Linked DNA regions of Homo sapiens: regions 1, 3, 4, 5 and 6 are each linked to region 2. Evidence: chromatin contacts called from ENCODE Hi-C or POLR2A ChIA-PET data. All regions are on one chromosome and are shown on one strand. The core of a region is the stretch at or near the end of the contact, and the rest is flanking DNA. Distances in the headings are between cores, read along the strand shown.

Region 1 (2,700 bases), core at 130-2,629, 3.5 Mb after region 2:
CCTTAAAAACAGAACTCACCCTGTGCTCCATTAACTTCCATAAAGGGAACTTCGATGAAAATCGATTACTTCATTGCTTGGAACTAGCATGTTTGTTTTGGAATTACACTAACGTTTTGTAAACACTGTCTCACGGTAAAGCTAATGACTTTACCTCTTTCTGAAACAGTTTTAGGGAAGAAGGCACCATATATTACGGTGAAACTGGGTCTTAGTTTACATAGCGATTATTTAAAAAATTCACTTCCACTGTGCATTACAAGAATTAAAGCCGTTTAAAAAACTCAACCAAAGCCCAATGACAATGTATTACTCTAGGAAAAGTGTGTCCTTTGGGTTCTAAGGCATTAAATTGGAATTTAATATTAAAATAGAATTCAACGGCTAAGTATCCAGTTTCCCCCAATCACTTAATTTTTCAAAACCCAGAAAGGGCCTGTTTGCGAGTATTGTGAAAACCTGTGGAAAGAGAGGCTTTGGAGGGGAACGGTCGAATTAAAATAAATGCAGAGAGCAAAGAGAACTCCGAGTTCTTTGAACTCCCCCAGGCTGAACAGGACGAGAAGGAACCCTACCTGCCAGCGGCCATAGGTGAGGAGGACCATAGAAATGGGGATGGCGGTGCCGGACATGGCATGGGTGGAGGGCATGCTGTACTCAGAGTTGTAGAAGACCTCCAACTTGACCACGGGCGGCGAGGCGGGCCTCGGCCAGCGGATGATGTCCTTGGTGCACTGGCCCAGGTACATGACCAGCACCCAGATGACCACGAGCCTCCGGCCCACCAGAGGGTCCAGGTTCCAGATCCAGAAGGGGAAGAACAGGATGTAGAAGAGTTCGTTGCCCAGCTCCGTGCCGAAGCAGAACAGGCAGTAGAGCGGCCAGTTGCTCACGCGGGCCAGCTGGCCCTCCTCGCCCGTCAGCGAGTTGCGGCGCAGAGCGCCCGCGCGCCGCGGCGAGGCCGGGCCCAGCTCGGCCGCCAGCCCGTTCCGCACGCCGTTGGGGGCGCCGCCGCCGTCCGGCTTGGCCGGGCACTGATTGCGGTCGCTCCCGGGAGGCTGGGGGCCTCCAGGCGCCCCTGGCTGCCGCCCTCGCAGTCGAGGGTCTCCGGCGAGAGGCGCCTCCGCTTTCTCATCCTCCCTCCGGTCTGCTGAGCGGCGCGGCGGCGCTTCCACCCCGCACAGCCGCTGGAAACGGGCCACTTTCTGCGGGTCCTGCAGACGGCCAACCAGCTGGGCCAGGCGCTGCCTCAGCGACATGATAACGGAACCCCCGGGAAGGCGGGCCGGCCTCCGGCGCAGCCCCGAACTGTCCCCGCGCTCCTGGCCAGCGGCAGCGGAACCGGCACAGCGCTCTACCCTCCGGAGTCTGCCGGGTGACGGCGCCACAGGCCGCGCGCCCCCGCCCCGCGCGCGCCGCGCCCCGCCCCGCCCAGCCCCGCCCCCACCCGGGCTCCCTGAGGGGCCGGGCCGCGCGGGTCCGCCCTGAGCGCATCCGGCCGTGGCTTGGCGCTGAGGATCGGCGGGCGGCCGCTTTGAGGTCCCGGGTAATATCCACCAGCAGGCGTCGCGGCGTACGTCTGGTGGGACGCGGCGTGTCCCCCTGCTCCACCTTCAGCCCTTCTTCTCCGCGGGCTAGTGTCGCCGGATTCCCTCAGCCAGAAGTTGACTTAAAGAGGCCACGATCCCGGTGCCAGCTTGCGCAATGCCTGTGACCAAGCAGCCGGGCATCCTGCTGGCACAGAACCAAATGGTGAATGATCAATGAAGGCGAAGCAACTACCATGAGTTCGGAATCATTCGACTCAAGTAATTAACAAGTAATTACAGAGCTGTCCCAGGCGACTGATGTTCGGAAAACCATGTGCCAATTGACCAGTGGTGACAAGACTACATGTAGATCCCAAGACAGGGCCAGGTGATATTAACAGGTGTGGTCTGCAAAAGAAAAGCCAGCCACCTACAAATTCAAAATACTGTGTCATTTATCAAATATTTTGGTATATGTTAAGGGAGCACAGGTGTTCTTAAGTGTAAAATTTCCTTTTCCTAGATTCTAATACCTAGAGGGCTTGCACAGAATAAATGTAGAGAATGAATGCAGTGTATAGATTTTTGAGTTTGGTAACGTTAATTTAGACGCTTAACTTCCGTGTCTCACAAGTTACCAACTTGACTTCTAGCTAGAGCAGTTTATAAGGTCTCTGAACTCCTCAGGTCAGGTGAATGTCTTTTATATATACCTAGAGAGAGAGAGATGAGACAGGGTCTCGCTATATTGCCCAGGCTGGTCTCCAACTCCTGGGCTGAAGTGATTCTCCTGCCTTGGCCTCTCAAAGTGCTGTGTTTACAGGCGTGAGCCACCACACCCGCCATGATCAGGTGAATGTCTGTAATTAAAGAATGTGAACTACTTCCAAGAAACAGGCTTGAAATTGTCCCATGCCCTTAAAACAGTAGAAATACTTTCCTTCAGGCGTGGTAGTTCATGCCTATAATCTCAGCACTTTGGGAGGTCGAGGAGGGAGGATGGCTTGAGTCCAGGAGTTTGACAACAGCCTGGGCAACATAGGGAGATCCCACCTCTACAAAAAATGAACAAAATTAGCCGGGCAGGGCTGGGCACAGTGGCTCACGCCTGTAACCCCAACACTTTGGGAGGCCAAGGCGGGCGGATCACCTGAGGTCGGGAGTTCAAGAC
Region 2 (2,700 bases), core at 174-2,673:
AATGGTTTAGGAGATAGAAAGTAGTAGGGTGCAAATTGCTATAGTGAGCTCCTCAAGTAAAATAGAGAGGCCTTCAACATAAATTTACCTTTTTTACTGGCCAGAACTCAATTTGGCCAGTAAAAGAACCTGCCTTCTACAATGAAGTCTTTGGTTTGTGTGTGCATCAGAACATCTTTTAAAAATACGGACTTTTCTTCTAACTTCTTTTCCTGCGAATGTGGTGTAGGTCAAATTCGTGAACTGGTTAAGCCGCTGACAAGAGAGGGAAGGGCACCCCAGCCAATGGGAACCCGTGCTGGTGATGTACTGCTCCTAGGCTGCGATTCATTGGCTGCCTAGGGTTTGTCATTCTATCCCCGGCGTCTGCAAGCAGCGTGGGTCGGGTTTTCCAGCTAGCTAAACTGGATTTTGGCCGCTGGCACGTGCAGTTTCTATTAACTTTAGCTCATCTCTACCTCTTAATAGAAGCAGCTGTTATGTTTCTGATTATTCTCCTGATTTTGAAAAATCCTGTTCCCTTAACCTACCTCATTGGAGGTCGTTGGAGGTCCCCTGGGACAGAACCACGTGATTATCTAACATGTGCAAATAAATACAATGTGGAATCCCCTGAACTATAGAGGGAAAACCTGCCAGAAACTCAGAGCATGTGCCCCGTGCGTGAATCAGTTGCACTCGCACATTGGTGGGCGGTGGTAGCGTGCTTGTGTCTCTGCCCTTTGGGTCGCGAGGTGTGTGGCCGTGGCACCTGCTTGGGCTTCCTGGGGTCACTGGGAGAGGAAGGCTCTGGAGGAGTGGGACTCTGGGGTAGGGGGGTCTGGCAGCTGCCTGGGACCCACCATGGGTTCGAAGGGCAGCGGCCAGACCGCGACGGCGCCCAAGAAGGGTGGACAGCTTCGGGTCTGTGCTCGGGGCTGCGTGTACACCATCTTCGCAGGGAGTGGGGTTTGTATCTGCAGGCAGGTAGAAGAGCCAGGGCTCCGGGCGCGGACGCCGTAGGGGTAGCTTCCGAGTCCCTACTTGGCCAAGGGCCGGCACGGAGGGGCTGTCGATCTACTGGGCACCTAATAGCCGCACATTCTGTCCAGTCCCTGGCGCCGGAACGTGAAGGCCCGGGTCCTGGCTGCTATCCGGGATCCGGACGCTCCCTTCGGCTTCGGCCTGGTGCTCCAGGCCGTAAGGCAAAGGCGGCGGCAGCAGCAGCGGCAGAGAAAGAAGCTGGGTAAGGCAGTGACGTCATCTGTGGCGGCCCCTCCCCCGCCCGCCAGCCCTCACCGCAGTTCCTGCCCAACGACATCCGGGTCTCTGTAGCTGCGCGCCGCGCCGCAGCTGTAGCGGCGGCGGAGCCAGCGGGGCGGGGCGAGCGGAGGGGTGGGGGAGGGGCGACGCGGTCGTGAGCGCGCCTGCGCGGGGCCGCGCTAGAGGCGGCGGCGGCGGCGGTGGCGGCGCTAGGGACGGGAGCGCGCGCGGGAGCTAGAGAGCAGTGGTCTCGGCGCTCGTCCGGCCCGCAGCTTCGGGTCCTCAGGCGGCTGTTGCTCCGGAACGGGTGGTTGGGGAGGGGGGGGTGGGGGGACTCTAGACAGCTGAGGCGCGAAAGCGATGAGTCCTCGGCTCTTCCTCCTCCTTCTCCGGGACCCGCTCTCTGCCTCCCTCTCCAACGCCCGGATGATCTGAGCCGCGAGGGCGCCGACAGCCGGGGGCCCGGACGCAGCCCGGCTCCTCCCCTCCTCCGCCCCTTCCCCAGCCTGACCTGGCCCGCCGCTGCAGCGGTGACCCCTCCCCCGGCTGCCGCCGTCGCCGCCGCGGTGACCCCCTCCCCGGCTGCCGCCGCCGCCGCCTCGGCCGACCAGGGACCTGCCCGCCTGCGGCTGCTCCGGGTAAGTGCGGCGCTCGGGCCGACGGCGGGCTGGCGGGCGGTGCGGGCCTGCGCGGCGGCGGCGGCGGGCAGGCCTGGGGCCTGTAAACAAGCCGGGCGTCTGCCCGGGCGCTCCCGGGAGGAGACGCGACAACTCCACCCCCTGGCCGGCCTCCTCCCCCGAGCCGGGCGGCGGACGGCGAGGGGTTAACGCTCGGCGAGGGCGGTGGCGGGGAGGCGGGGGCGGGGTGTTAGTTGCGGTGGCGCGGGGAGGGGGCGCGACCCTCTGGCCGTCCGCGGCCGAGATGGGTGTTTGTGGCGGCGAAGCAGGCGACGGCCGCAGGCCGGCCTGGCCGGAGAGCGGCCTGCAGAACTTTTCCCGAGCGGGGAGGGGGCGTCCCCGCGCCCCCACCCGCTCGGGCGCGCCGCCCCGGCTGTCCTGGGCTTCAGCCCCTGGGAGGGAGGCGGGGAGACTTCCTTTGAACCGGGCTTAGCCTCGAAAAACCTAATTCTGTAGAAATTGCTTAAGGTTTTACAGGGGGCAGGGCTGAGAGACTCCTTCAGAACTCAAGTCAGTGAGTGATGCCTCTAGTTCATTCATTATTAAGGCATCGAACAAATCCATTGAAGTAAATTCCGATTTCTTATCCTTTTAACTACGTAAATCGGGTAAAACTTCTTGATGTTAGAGCTTGGTTGAGGTATGGTTCTGTTCTGCTTGTAGATTTTAAATAAACTTGGAGCCTTTTCTTGAAAGACAGCTGGCTGTGGAGAGCCTTCTACCAACTGCAGTTTTAGATACGTTTTGAAAATTTCATCACCTGAGGTATTTTTCTTCTCTC
Region 3 (2,700 bases), core at 201-2,700, 4.3 Mb after region 2:
CCGATAACGGATTCACGATTTACCCTTAACTAAAATATATCCAGATTGTTAAAGAAGACTTTGATGCCTTAACATAAGGAAGCAACCAATGCTGCAAATAATAGAGAACAGCAATGAAACTTTCAGGGGTGGCTGGGGGGTGTAGGCTTTTAGTTCCAAAAATACACCATAGGCGGCCTACCTCACCTAGAAATACCATCAAACCCACACAGTGGCCATGCCTGACTTCTCCATAACCTGAATCAAGCCAAGTATATATAATGACCTCCGCCGGATACATTCTCTACAGGTGAGTGGGGTAAACTGGCACTGCGGTCCTGGCATGGTGGAGAGTGCAATCACCAAGGTGTCTGGAGCCTTGGAGTCTTAGCTATCAAGAGGTGTAGCTAGCTCCAGCTACATCACGCTCTTCAGGCCTGGTGTCTTCTCTGTAAAACGAGAGGGATGAAACAGATTTTCTATAAGGCACCTCTCGGCTCTAAAATTTAAGATTCCAAAGTGTACTTTACATACATGACAGAATCTTGTGAGAGGATCAACAGCTCTGCCAGGACTTGAGTCTCAAGAGAAAGAATGCCAAATTTAATCCCTTGGGGTGATGCGGGCGCTAACTGTTGAAACATGCTAGGTGCCGTCAGGTTCCAGGTACTACGTTGTGCTATGCGCTGCCTCCGCAACTGGTAACAACTGATTACTCCAAATACTGAGTGCCAGAGAAGACGGTGATAAGATGGGTCAAGCTTCAAAAAGAAAAACCGGATATGCTTAGAACAAGATAAACATAATTTGAAGATAGAAAAGGGGGGGATGTCTTCTTGCCCTAGAAACGAGGTAATCACAAGCTGGGAGTGGAAACAGTAGCCGCAGCGTCCTCCCAGCATCTGGAAAGTCGCCCGCTCGTAAGAGGGGTCGGCGCTACCCGAGGGAGGCCGCAGGCCTACTGGGGTTTCCTGCTGGGGGTCGCACCCGGACCCGCGGCCGGGACGGCTCTGCACCTTCGCGGCACCCCGTGTGCCACCCTGAATCAGGCCCCGGCAGCCGCTCCTACGAGCAGCAAAGGGTGGTTCTGGGTATTGTCGGCCCAGCGCTCACTCGCGGATGTATTTTCCTCCTGTGCCCTGCCTGACATCTCAATCGGACCAAAAACACCCCTCTCCCCAGCTACTTGCATCTGTCCCGCGACTGGTGCAGCTGCAGGCCGCCGCCCTGGGTGGCTCGCGGCAGGAGGGACTGAGCCCGGGGCAGCCCACAGGGGCAGGACCGCGTCGCTTACCCAGATGCCGCCGCGGCGGCAGGCCGACTCCTCCGTGCAGGAGGGGCGGGCTCCCAAGCCGCGCACTGCAAGCAGTGGCGCCGGCTCACGCACCCCTCGGCCGCCTCTCGCGCGGCTTCCCGCGCCGGCAGCCCGCGATGGCCCCACGTGACCGCGTGTCTGGTAGCAGGGGAAAGAGGGGCGCCAGGGCCGGGGTGTGCGTGCGTGCGTGCGTGCGTACGTGCGCGCCCTCCCGCCCGCCCGCCTCAGTGGCCGGGCGGGGGTCGGCCCGCGCTCTGAGTGCCGCCGCCACAGTTCGCAGTTGTGACTCTGTAGGCGGAAGCATAGGGACAAGCCTGAGCGTCACAGGCTCCCCACAAACAACCGCGTGACCCGGGGACTTTCCCCAGGGTGTGCAAAAGCACAGGCACCCCCTCAGTTCTGGGGTGAAGGTGGGGGTGGGGAAGGATGCGCCCGCGTGTTCGCTGGGGAAGGGATGAGGGCGCGGGGCCAGGGAGGCCGAGCCGCGGGAGCCTGGGTGGAGAGGCGGACTGGGCGAGGTGGGGCATGGCGGGGGAAGTGACTCAGGGCCAGAGGCAGCAGGCCCACGGAAGGTGGGGTCGGGGGGGCGCGGGGACTGGGCGACCCTGAACCGACGGGGCAGGGCGAGGTTGCCGGAGCACTCGAGGCGGACCGCGAGTGACGGCCCAGCTGCTGGGCCCAACGGGCAGGGGTCTGACATCTGGACGGAGTGGGAAAGCAGCCTCGCATCCTGCCCTGGGGAGTCGGGAGGAGCCCAGTTCCATCCAGCTGTGCAAACAGGAGGAGGAGGAGGTCCCAAGCCTACCCTTGAGAGGGGCAAGAGGGGTGGTCAAGCCGCCGCCGCCGCGACGGCCCCCGCGGTGCGGGTTGCGCCAGCCTCCTCGGAGCTCGACGCAGAAACTTGTTGCAACAAACAGGCGACCGCGGGTGCCCCTAGCAGCCAGCGGCAGAGTGGGTGGGCGGGCGAGAGGGAGGGGAAGGCTGGCGGACGCCGCAGCGAACTGGTGGGCAGACCCGGAGTCGCCGCGTAAGCGGGGCCGGCTCAGTGCGGTGCGGCAGGCGCGGCTGTGCGGCAGCGGAAGTCCTTTGTTGCAGCACAGTCCCTGGCAGAGCCAGAGCCTCTCCGCGCAGCCCAGCCCGAGCGCCGAGCGCCGCGCGCCGCCGCCACTGCAGCTCGCGGCCCCTTCGCCTTCGCCCGCCTTTCCCGCGGCTGATTTGCCTTAAACTCCCTAAAATCTCCGCAGCTCTGGTTCCTGTTGCGGCCGGTAAGTATTTGCCAGTTGTGGGGCTATTTGCGCAACTTTGGCCCAGGCCGGAGGGCGACGGGCCGCGGGCCTGGCGGAGTGCGGGGCCGGAGGGGCGCCGATCCGTGCGGGGAGCCGGAGCGCGGCGGACGCGCTGCGAGG
Region 4 (2,700 bases), core at 188-2,687, 3.4 Mb after region 2:
TCATTTTACCTTGGTAACAATCGATTAATTCACTTCTAGGTGTGTTTTATTGACTTTTTTTTTTCTCTTTTTTGAGACGTTGTCTCACTCTGTCGCCCAGGCTGGAGTACAGTAGCACGATCTTGGCTCACTGCAACCTCTGCCTCCCGGGTTCAAGCGATTCTCCTGCCTCAGCCTCCCGAGTAGCTGGGACTACAGGCGCCCGCCACATTTTTGCATTCGTAGTAGAGACGGGGGTTTCACCATGTTGACCAGGCTGGTCTCGAACTCCTGACCTCGTGATCCGCCCGCCTCGGCCTCCCAAAGTGCTGGGATTACTGGCGTGAGCCACCGCGCCCAGGCTTTTATTGACTTTAAATAATTTCAAATTAATAAAGAAAACGGCCGGGCACGGTGGCTCACGCCTGTAATCCCAGCACTTTGGGAGGCAGAGGCGAGTGGATCACCTGAAGTCAGGAGTTCGAGACCGGCCTGACCAGTATGGTGAAATCCCGTCTCTACTAAAAATACAAAAATTAGCCGGGCGTGGTGCCAGGCGCCTATAATCCCGGCTACTCGGGAGGCTGAGGCTGGAGAATCGCTTGAACCCGGGGGGCGGAGGTTGCAGTAAGCCGAGATCGCCCCACTGCACTCCAGCCTGCGCGACAGCCTGAGACTCCATCTCAAAAAAAAAAAAAAAAAAGAAAAAGAAAAAGAAAAACAAAAAAGAAAACAGGAGCAACATTTTACAAATTATACCATCTTTTAATTTTACATCCATGGAAGCTGAATGCCACAATTTGTCAGAGACAAGCTAAAGAAAACACAAGAATGAGTAATGTCTAACACTGCTTCGCGTGAAAATGAGAACACTCACAGTACCTACCTCTTTAGATAGCCATGTGGTTTAAATGATATAATAGACCAGTTGCTGGTATCATACCACATCCCATACTACGGGTCGTCTCTTCCCAAGTGAAAATCTGCTTTCTGGCCTACAAAAGGATTATACTAAACCCTTTTAGTGGTGGGGAGAGTATCCGTGGAGAGGAAAGAGCAGGAGGAAACAGGTCTTTCCCTGAAAATGAGCAAGGGCGTTTGGCTTTTATTGAAAAACGCCCCAGAGGAAGTACTGGGAACTGCACCGGCAACAGCAGCCTGACCCGCAGAAGTTTCTTTGGCCAGGGCCAGCACAGGTTTGACCTGGTGGCTCCGACGGCGGAGCGAGACTGCCAACACGTGCACACTCCGTCCAGACCTCCCACTTCCCTCCGCGCTCCCGCGATAGCTGTCCAGCAACTCTAGCTTTCTAGACTCAACCACGGCGTCGCCGCTCGTCGAGAGGGCTGCCCATCCCGGGGACCCGCCCAGCCTGGCCCAGCAAAATGTACCTTAGTAGCCTCAACCTGTACCGGAGAAAACGCAGGCTGCGCGGCGGCTTAGAGCGGTCAAGTGGAACCCCGCCTCGACCTCTCTGATTGGGTAATGCGCACAAGAAAATCAAGAGGATTGGTCGGCTGCAGAGAGGCGGCCCGTAACGCGACGCGAAAGAAGTGGGGCATAGCGGCCCGGGGAATTCTTGCTAGCTTCCGATTGGACGAAAGCAGAACGCCTGCCCCTTCGTAGACCCAGCGTACGTACAACGCTCACACCACCACGCCGTACGCTGCGTTAGCGGAAGTTTAATGGCCCCATTGGTGGGATGCGTGGCCAATAAAGGGCAAGAATAAGGCGGATTCCGCCTTCCTCGTGGCTGACTGGATGCATCCGCTGGTACTGATTTACGTGAGTTTCAGCATTTAGACGTTCCGAGTTTCCACCGAGCCAGAGTTGGGTAGAGAGTTATTAAGATGACTAGGAGACTAATGCGGGGAGAAATAATTTAGTAGTTAGACTCAGGCCCTGAAACTACCACTCGTGTTCAGAAAGTCTACGTAATACCTTATTGTTTTCACGCGAAGAAACCAGCCCTTCAGGCCGGGCTGAATGTGGTTTAGGGATTCTCTGGCTGTCATTGGGTGAAAAAGCGATCAGTTTGAAGGTAGCTCCGCCTGGGCTCTAGGGAACTCTGGGATTTGTAGTCCGGAACTTTCGAGTCCTGTAGCTTTAAATGTGGTTGTTGCTACTGAGTTCTTTCATGTTGTTAATAACACCCATTGACATTTATTGTGGTTTGTTGGACTTTTTATCCTTTCGTTTATCAGCAGCATTAAAGACAACATTTAAGAAATGTGTAAACACTGCATGTATGTTCGTAAACAATAAATGTTAGTGTTTCCAACAATTTACTGCTGTGCCTAGCTGTATACTATATGTTCATGCTTACTGTACTAAGTAGATACTAAAATTATTTGTTTCTAAAACTTTTGCTGTTACAACAAAACAGTCTGATTTTCATATTAGTGTCCATTTACGATTATTTGAACCCTACATTTAGCAATTATGTGTACTGTGATGGCATAGGTAGCAGCTGCTTACATGAATCAAGTGTTGTTATGACATGAAGCAGAACTGGCTGCTATCTTCACAGGAAAATAGGGCTATGCTTAAAATGTCAAGCAAGACCACCATCAGGAGGAATACACATTGTATATTATTAAAGACTGTATTATAGTGTCTATTTTCAGCCTTTATTAAAACAGTTTTAGGACAGGCTTTTCCTGAGTCTATAGAATCCTGAACTCTTCTGTGAGCTAATTTAGCGGTATTTCATTTTTGTGT
Region 5 (2,700 bases), core at 163-2,662, 3.3 Mb after region 2:
CACATCTTATTTGTACGTTGTAAATTTAGGGGCCGATTTTCCATTCGGGTATGTGAATTATTTAGACTTCACTCTAACTCTAACACTACAACATTTCAGTAAATCCTCTTCCTCCATCACTCTTTTCGTCTCTTCTTTATTCCTTATCTCTCATCTCTACAGACGATATATAGGTAGCTTTTAAAAAAATCATTTACCCCTTATGCCCGAGGCCCAGAATAAACGTCAAGGATCGCAACCCTGAAGCACTGCAAAACTGAACGTAAGGTAACAGCGGGTCCGTGCAAAGCCCAGGGAAACAGGTTTCGCCCTGGGCCAGGGCTCCCGAAGCTTTATCATCCTCTAATCAGCAGGCATGGGGCATTTCCATGGCTCAGGATAATCCAAAGGGGGTAAGGGGAAGTAGGGAAAGACAGGGAAGGGGTTTGTCTGTGGGGATGCTTACATACTCCCTTTGCTCCTAACCCACACCCCAAGCCCTGGAGACGATAAGCTGCTAGAGAATCCTCCTCACACCAAACCCCTCTTTATTCCCCGCCCCCGCCAGTGGATAAAGGGGGGCAAGAAAACGCCTCCAATCCCAGAAGGTGGAGAAAAAGGGGGGAGGGGGCAGAGTGAATGAGAGGTATCATCAGAAGCATTTGTAGGTAAATCAGACAAGTGGGACGGGCGCTCCCGCTCCCGCACCCCACCCCACCGCACCCCTCGCCTGCCCGGCCAGGCCTTCCCAAGGCCGGTGCCCCATAGGTTCCCCAGGAGGACCGGGAGGAAGAAGGGAAGCGGGCGAGCCGCGGTGCTGGAGGGACTAAGTTACCTTGAAGCTTCTGGGGAAGAATCCAAAGATGATCTGTGGCTTGGAGGGGCGGGAGACGGGCGAGGTGGCCGCAGCGGGGGCGGGCGGCGGGACCGGGACGTGCAGGGGGAGGTCCGGGCAGCTGCGGGGAGCCTGGGGCGACGGCTGTCCGGTACGGGGTCCCTCCGGTTCCGCGGCGGCGGAGCCTCTAGGCCTCACGGCCGGACCCGAACCTCAGCGTTCCGGTGGCGGCGGCGGCCTCACGATCCTCCCCCGCGGGCCCGTCCCATCAAATCGGCACCGACCCCGTTGCGGCTCCGCCGGTGGCTCCTCGCTCACATTCCTGGCGGGCGGCGCCTCAGCTCGTTGCCCCGGACCCGGCGGCGGCGGCGACGACGTGGGGAGGGGGGGAAGGGAGGGAGGAAGACTGGATCTGCAGCGGCAGCAAGAGAAGGGGACAGAATAAGGAGGAGGAGCCGCAGGAGCTGGAGCCGCCGCTGCCAGAGCCACCTTTCGCTACCCGCGGTGGGTCCCAGTCAATGCCCCTTTCTCTCTCCTATTGTCAATATCACCGGGCGGCTGAGTCCATGGCACACGCGCAACCGAACCTTCTGGCCAGCAGCGCCCGCCTCCGGCGCCCGCCCACTGGAGACTTCAAACGGGAAGCGAGGCCTCATTGGCCAGTATCCGCCTTCACTCCCCTGACAGCATGTTCGGCTGAGACCTGATCAGGGATTGGCGGCAGGAGGGCGGAGAAACGGGAGGGTGGGAAGAGAGAAGGTCGAGGATTGGGCCGAAGCTTGAGGAACCCGGATGCAGCCGCGATCTCGGGCGGTGCAGCCGCCGCTTCCGCCCGGCAGTGGGGCAAGCTGAAGTGAGAAGCCGCTGGGCCTGAGAGGAGCTCTTTAATTCCGGGAGGTGTGCGACTAGCGGATCAGCGGGCTGGCTTTCCGTGCTGTGCGGAGCCTTTGGGCGGCGGTCGTCTTGGACCGGAGGATTCCAAGGGCTCGGGTCGTCTAAGGGTCGGGGAGCCCCGGAGACTTGATCCCGCCCTGCAGCTAGTGTGGCCCCTCAGGGTTTGGGGAGTCCCACTCTGGACGGGACCCTGTGATGCGTAGGCAGGAATAAGATCCCCCGCCCGTGCCGGTGTGCCACTGCTTGTGTAAATGGGCCCCTTGAAACCCCCAGCAGTCGCTCTCCGCTGAACCTTCTTCGAATTTTCTCTCACCTCATCTCCTTTTCCTTAAACGTCTGTTTTGAATATCAGACCCCTGTAGCGTTGAAGCCAGCGCTCGTTTAATTAATGCAGGTGGGAACGCTGTCGCCACAGTTTGCAGTCTATTCATTCAGAATAACCCGCCAGTCAGCCGACTGCTCAGAGCTCGGAAAGACCCAGCTCCAAACTAGGAGTTTCGAGATTTTAATTGGCAAGTTGGACCCGAAAGAGTTAATGGAGAAGACTACTTAAATCTATCTAGAACAAGTGATGAGATATTTGGAGATGTGTTTGCATGCTTGGTGAATGCAGACGGCCAAATGGTACATTTCCAGATAATATTCTTGGATTAATGTATTTGAATGCACCCTACGTACATTTTTTGAGAGGAAAAAAGGAAGAAAGAAATTATTAATGCTAACTACAAACGTCAGAGTACCAGTTGTTCAAAACTTAGAAATTGGGGGGGGGGACAAAAAAATTAACATTCTTATTTTCTCAACTCAGAGATAACCACTTACAGTATTTGCATACTTCCTTTTAGTATTTTTTCTCTTTATGTTAATAATGTGTGTCGATCTGTAGCCTAGTTTTTTCCCTCAGCATTATATCATCTTTTCGATACGGTTAGGGAATAGAGCTATATATAAATAAAACTATATGTACCATATGTACAAGTGACAACGAAAAA
Region 6 (2,700 bases), core at 168-2,667, 4.7 Mb before region 2:
TCTGTGGAGAACACGGTGACTGAAGACTGGCAGAATTCTCAATATCTCAGGCCACTATACACTGCGCAGTTTTCATTTGTATTTTGGAGGTGCTCTAGAAAACTTAGAAATGATTAGAATAAAAAGTATGGATACTTTTAACCAGCCCATGTACAGGAAATTCTGTTGGTGTAGAAACGGTTCTGCTGTTCATTCCTTAACTGCTTCTGTTCCCACTTTGTCAGATGTAGGGCGAGGTGGTGGTGGTGAGTCCTAATTTTTTCTATCTCTATCCACAGTCTGGAATCGTTAGGATTATTTTAAGCCTTCATAACATTTGCGGACAGCTTGGAGTGTTTTGTACATGTAGTGGGGCAGTGCCTGGCCTCCTGTGAGAGATTGATCATCGGTAAACAATCCACACGAAACTCACTTGCCAGTGGACGGGGAGGATCGCTGCCATCCTTTCAGCAAAGAGCAAACGAATAAGGAGAGATCCGGGCCCATCCCTCCTCGCGCAGCAGTTTCTAGATTTTTACCCCGGCTTCATAAATGGCTACCAGCTGGCAGTCACAACACTTTCATAATGTTTGCACACAACTCATTTGGGTCGCTTTCTTTTCTTTCCTTTTTTTTTTTTTTTTTTTGAGAGAAACGGAGAGTCTTACTCTCTCGCCCAGGCTGGAGTGCAGTGGCGAGATCTCGGCTCACTGCAACCTCCGCCTCCTAGATTCCTGCGATTCTCCTGTCTCAGCTTCCCAAGTAGCTGGGGCTACAGGCGTGCGCCACTATGCCCAGCTAATTTTTTGTACTTTTTTTGGCAGAGACGGGTTTTACTATATGTTGGCCAGGCTGGTCTCGAACTCCTGACCTCAGGTGATCCGCCTGCCTTGGCCTCCCAAAGTACTGGGGTTACAGGCGTGAACCACCGCGCCCGACCATTATTTGGGTCGCTTTCTAATTTCTTTCTCCGTTTGTAGCTAGCGTTGCCCGAAGGAGATTTCAGAGAGATCCCCTGGAGAAAGGGACGGGGGATGTCGTTTTCCAGTAATTTCTGGGGGAAATCTGGGATAGTCAGGGGGTAAATCTAGTGCCGTTTGCTGAAGTTAAAAGGCGTGGGGAGCCAGGTGGTGCCCTGGAGGGAGGGCCGCGCGAGACGAGACCAACCTTCGGGACAGGGGAGAGCGGGGCTACTGAACGCAGGGGATTCCGCTGAGCCTCCAGCCCCTGAGCGTCCACCTTCGGCCCAGCTGGGGGACGCGGTCTCGGGAAGAAAGCCCGGAATCCCGAGCCGGCCAGCCGCGAGCAGCGAGTACCGGAGCGCGTGGGCAGGCGCGCGGAGGCAGAGGCGGGCCGGCGGCTGTCCCTTTAAGGGGCCGGTCTCCCGGCGCCGCCGGCCCAGACGCCAGGACGTGCCGGGTCCGCCCCGCCCCGCCCCGAAGCCGCCCGTTTCCTGCCGAGCGGCGCGACGGCACCTGAGCGACTGCGGCGGCGGCGGCGGCGGCGGCGGCGCCTCGGAGCGGGCGGCCCGGGCTGTAGTGCCGGCGCCGCCGCGTCTTCCCGGTCTCCTTTCCCGGCCGCACAGGGTGAGGGAGAGCAGGCCGCACCGGGACGGGCGCCGGCGGCGGGGAGCGCGGGGGGAGGCGGCGCCGGCCGCGGGGTCCTGGGGCAGGCGGGAGGGCCGCGCCGGGCGGGGGGGCGCGGCCGCGGGGCCCGGACGCCGCCCGCTGGGTAGGCCTCGGGCATCCGGTTGCCGCCGCGGGGCTCTTGTTGGGGCCGGGACGCCGCAGGGGGCGGGCTCGGAGGGACCTCCTCGGCCTCGCGGGGCCGCTCTGGGCCCGACCCCGGCTCTGTCGCGGCACCCGGGGCGCGGCCGAGGGACACCCCCCACCCTCCCCAAGGACGACTCTCCCGAAGGCGAGGTCGACCCGAGCGGGCCCTGGGGTGACCGAGGCACCTATTTTTAGCCAAGCCTGAGGGCCCCCGGGAGGGAAGGCGGATTACCGCCTCCTCGGCCGGTGGACGGAGGCAGCGCGTCTCCGGCGGCGTCCCCGGGCCGGAGCTGGGCCACACTTACGCCATGCTGGAGTTCCAGTCCTCGCCGCTGCCTCCGGCGGTCTGGGCGCTCGCCCCCTTCCCCGGCGCCCCTCCCGCTGCCCTTTGCGAGTCCCCAGGTCAGGGCGGGAGGCGGTTGGGCACGGAAAGCAGCATGAGGGGGGACTTTGGAAAAATCCATGGACCACTCTCGACACCGGCGAAGTTATCCCTTCCTGTCCCCGAGGGGTGTGTCCTAGCGATTCGGCCTGACCCCTTCAGTTTCCAAAAGTGAGATTTTTGGCCTTGGGGACCTCGCCGGAAAACTACGCGGGAAGTCTAGAGAAGTCGTCTGGCTCTCAGCCATACGTCTGGTGTGGGATGTGCAGCCCCGCATGCTGGCGGTGAAGGCGCTGGGTGCACTAGATGTGGGCAGCCCCGGACGCGGGCAGCGGCGTCCCAGCCGGCCCCAGTTGCACCTTGACTAGGTTAGGTTGAAAGTAAGCTGTTCAGTGTTGGCCCTTCTTTCCTGTGGGAGGAAGGAGGAATCTAAATTCAGAACTGTGTTGGCAAACGGATTCCTTAGCCGCTATTTAAGTTAGTAGTGCTTAAAGAGCTACGGTTGAAGTTAACTGTTAAGGTGTGTGTGTGTGTGTGAGTGTGTGTGTGTGATGACTTTGTGGAAAG

What was found. Hi-C counts contacts between places; a loop is a spot of excess contacts on that map. ChIA-PET counts read pairs that join two places held with the same protein, here RNA polymerase II (POLR2A). Pooled maps may share reads with other maps.
Region 1: a map of naive thymus-derived CD4-positive, alpha-beta T cell shows a loop between it and region 2 (12-fold over the local background). The contact joins the promoter of SGPP1 here to the promoter of PPM1A in region 2. A Hi-C loop is called at or near these places in 1 of 168 maps with a recorded cell type or tissue (naive thymus-derived CD4-positive, alpha-beta T cell) and 8 of 50 pooled maps. POLR2A ChIA-PET finds 5 or more read pairs at or near these places in 1 of 52 experiments (GM12878).
Region 3: a map of CD8-positive, alpha-beta T cell shows a loop between it and region 2 (16-fold over the local background). The contact joins the promoter of ZBTB25 here to the promoter of PPM1A in region 2. A Hi-C loop is called at or near these places in 2 of 168 maps with a recorded cell type or tissue (CD8-positive, alpha-beta T cell and naive thymus-derived CD4-positive, alpha-beta T cell), 2 of 37 single-sample maps with no recorded cell type and 9 of 50 pooled maps. POLR2A ChIA-PET finds 5 or more read pairs at or near these places in 2 of 52 experiments (PC-3 and activated B cell).
Region 4: a loop to region 2 is called in a map of ascending aorta, with 14 times the contacts of the local background. The contact joins the promoter of WDR89 here to the promoter of PPM1A in region 2. A Hi-C loop is called at or near these places in 2 of 168 maps with a recorded cell type or tissue (ascending aorta and naive thymus-derived CD4-positive, alpha-beta T cell) and 13 of 50 pooled maps. POLR2A ChIA-PET finds 5 or more read pairs at or near these places in 1 of 52 experiments (CD8-positive, alpha-beta memory T cell).
Region 5: a map of B cell shows a loop between it and region 2 (21-fold over the local background). The contact joins the promoter of PPP2R5E here to the promoter of PPM1A in region 2. A Hi-C loop is called at or near these places in 2 of 168 maps with a recorded cell type or tissue (B cell and naive thymus-derived CD4-positive, alpha-beta T cell) and 8 of 50 pooled maps. POLR2A ChIA-PET finds 5 or more read pairs at or near these places in 1 of 52 experiments (CD4-positive, alpha-beta T cell).
Region 6: a loop to region 2 is called in a map of B cell, with 28 times the contacts of the local background. The contact joins the promoter of KTN1 here to the promoter of PPM1A in region 2. A Hi-C loop is called at or near these places in 2 of 168 maps with a recorded cell type or tissue (B cell and naive thymus-derived CD4-positive, alpha-beta T cell) and 7 of 50 pooled maps.

What each region holds. Positions count from the first base shown.
Region 1 is chr14:63,726,686-63,729,385 of GRCh38, forward strand. It overlaps SGPP1 (sphingosine-1-phosphate phosphatase 1), which reads right to left and starts at 1,380. Exons shown (of 3, transcript NM_030791.4): 1 at 576-1,380. The coding sequence starts at 1,259. RefSeq lists enhancers at 526-1,027, 672-721, 1,682-1,871 and silencers at 982-1,081, 1,372-1,471.
Region 2 is chr14:60,247,798-60,250,497 of GRCh38, forward strand. It overlaps PPM1A (protein phosphatase, Mg2+/Mn2+ dependent 1A), which reads left to right and starts at 1,424. Exons shown (of 6, transcript NM_021003.5): 1 at 1,424-1,880. RefSeq lists enhancers at 1-227, 770-1,498, 808-857, 918-1,267 and silencers at 1,368-1,467, 1,668-2,407.
Region 3 is chr14:64,502,388-64,505,087 of GRCh38, forward strand. It overlaps ZBTB25 (zinc finger and BTB domain containing 25), which reads right to left and starts at 1,451. Exons shown (of 3, transcript NM_006977.5): 1 at 1,274-1,451. It overlaps ZBTB1 (zinc finger and BTB domain containing 1), which reads left to right and starts at 2,383. Exons shown (of 2, transcript NM_001123329.2): 1 at 2,383-2,559. RefSeq lists enhancers at 583-702, 763-862, 1,633-1,722, 1,823-2,493 and silencers at 1,183-1,612, 2,213-2,472, 2,583-2,692.
Region 4 is chr14:63,640,434-63,643,133 of GRCh38, forward strand. It overlaps WDR89 (WD repeat domain 89), which reads right to left and starts at 1,438. Exons shown (of 3, transcript NM_080666.4): 1 at 1,371-1,438. It overlaps LOC105370532 (a long non-coding RNA gene), which reads left to right and starts at 1,628. Exons shown (of 3, transcript XR_001750790.3): 1 at 1,628-1,764. RefSeq lists enhancers at 1,026-1,685, 1,240-1,339, 1,750-2,019.
Region 5 is chr14:63,541,965-63,544,664 of GRCh38, forward strand. It overlaps PPP2R5E (protein phosphatase 2 regulatory subunit B'epsilon), which reads right to left and starts at 1,413. Exons shown (of 14, transcript NM_006246.5): 1 at 815-1,413. LOC112268140 (loricrin-like) reads left to right here and starts at 820. Exons shown (of 1, transcript NR_158218.1): 1 at 820-2,700. RefSeq lists silencers at 909-1,048, 1,089-1,228 and enhancers at 1,465-2,456, 1,519-1,728.
Region 6 is chr14:55,578,790-55,581,489 of GRCh38, forward strand. KTN1 (kinectin 1) reads left to right here and starts at 1,418. Exons shown (of 44, transcript NM_001079521.2): 1 at 1,418-1,565. KTN1-AS1 (KTN1 antisense RNA 1) reads right to left here and starts at 1,303. Exons shown (of 3, transcript NR_027123.1): 1 at 1,147-1,303. RefSeq lists enhancers at 643-762, 773-862 and silencers at 1,303-1,562, 1,623-2,262, 2,442-2,700.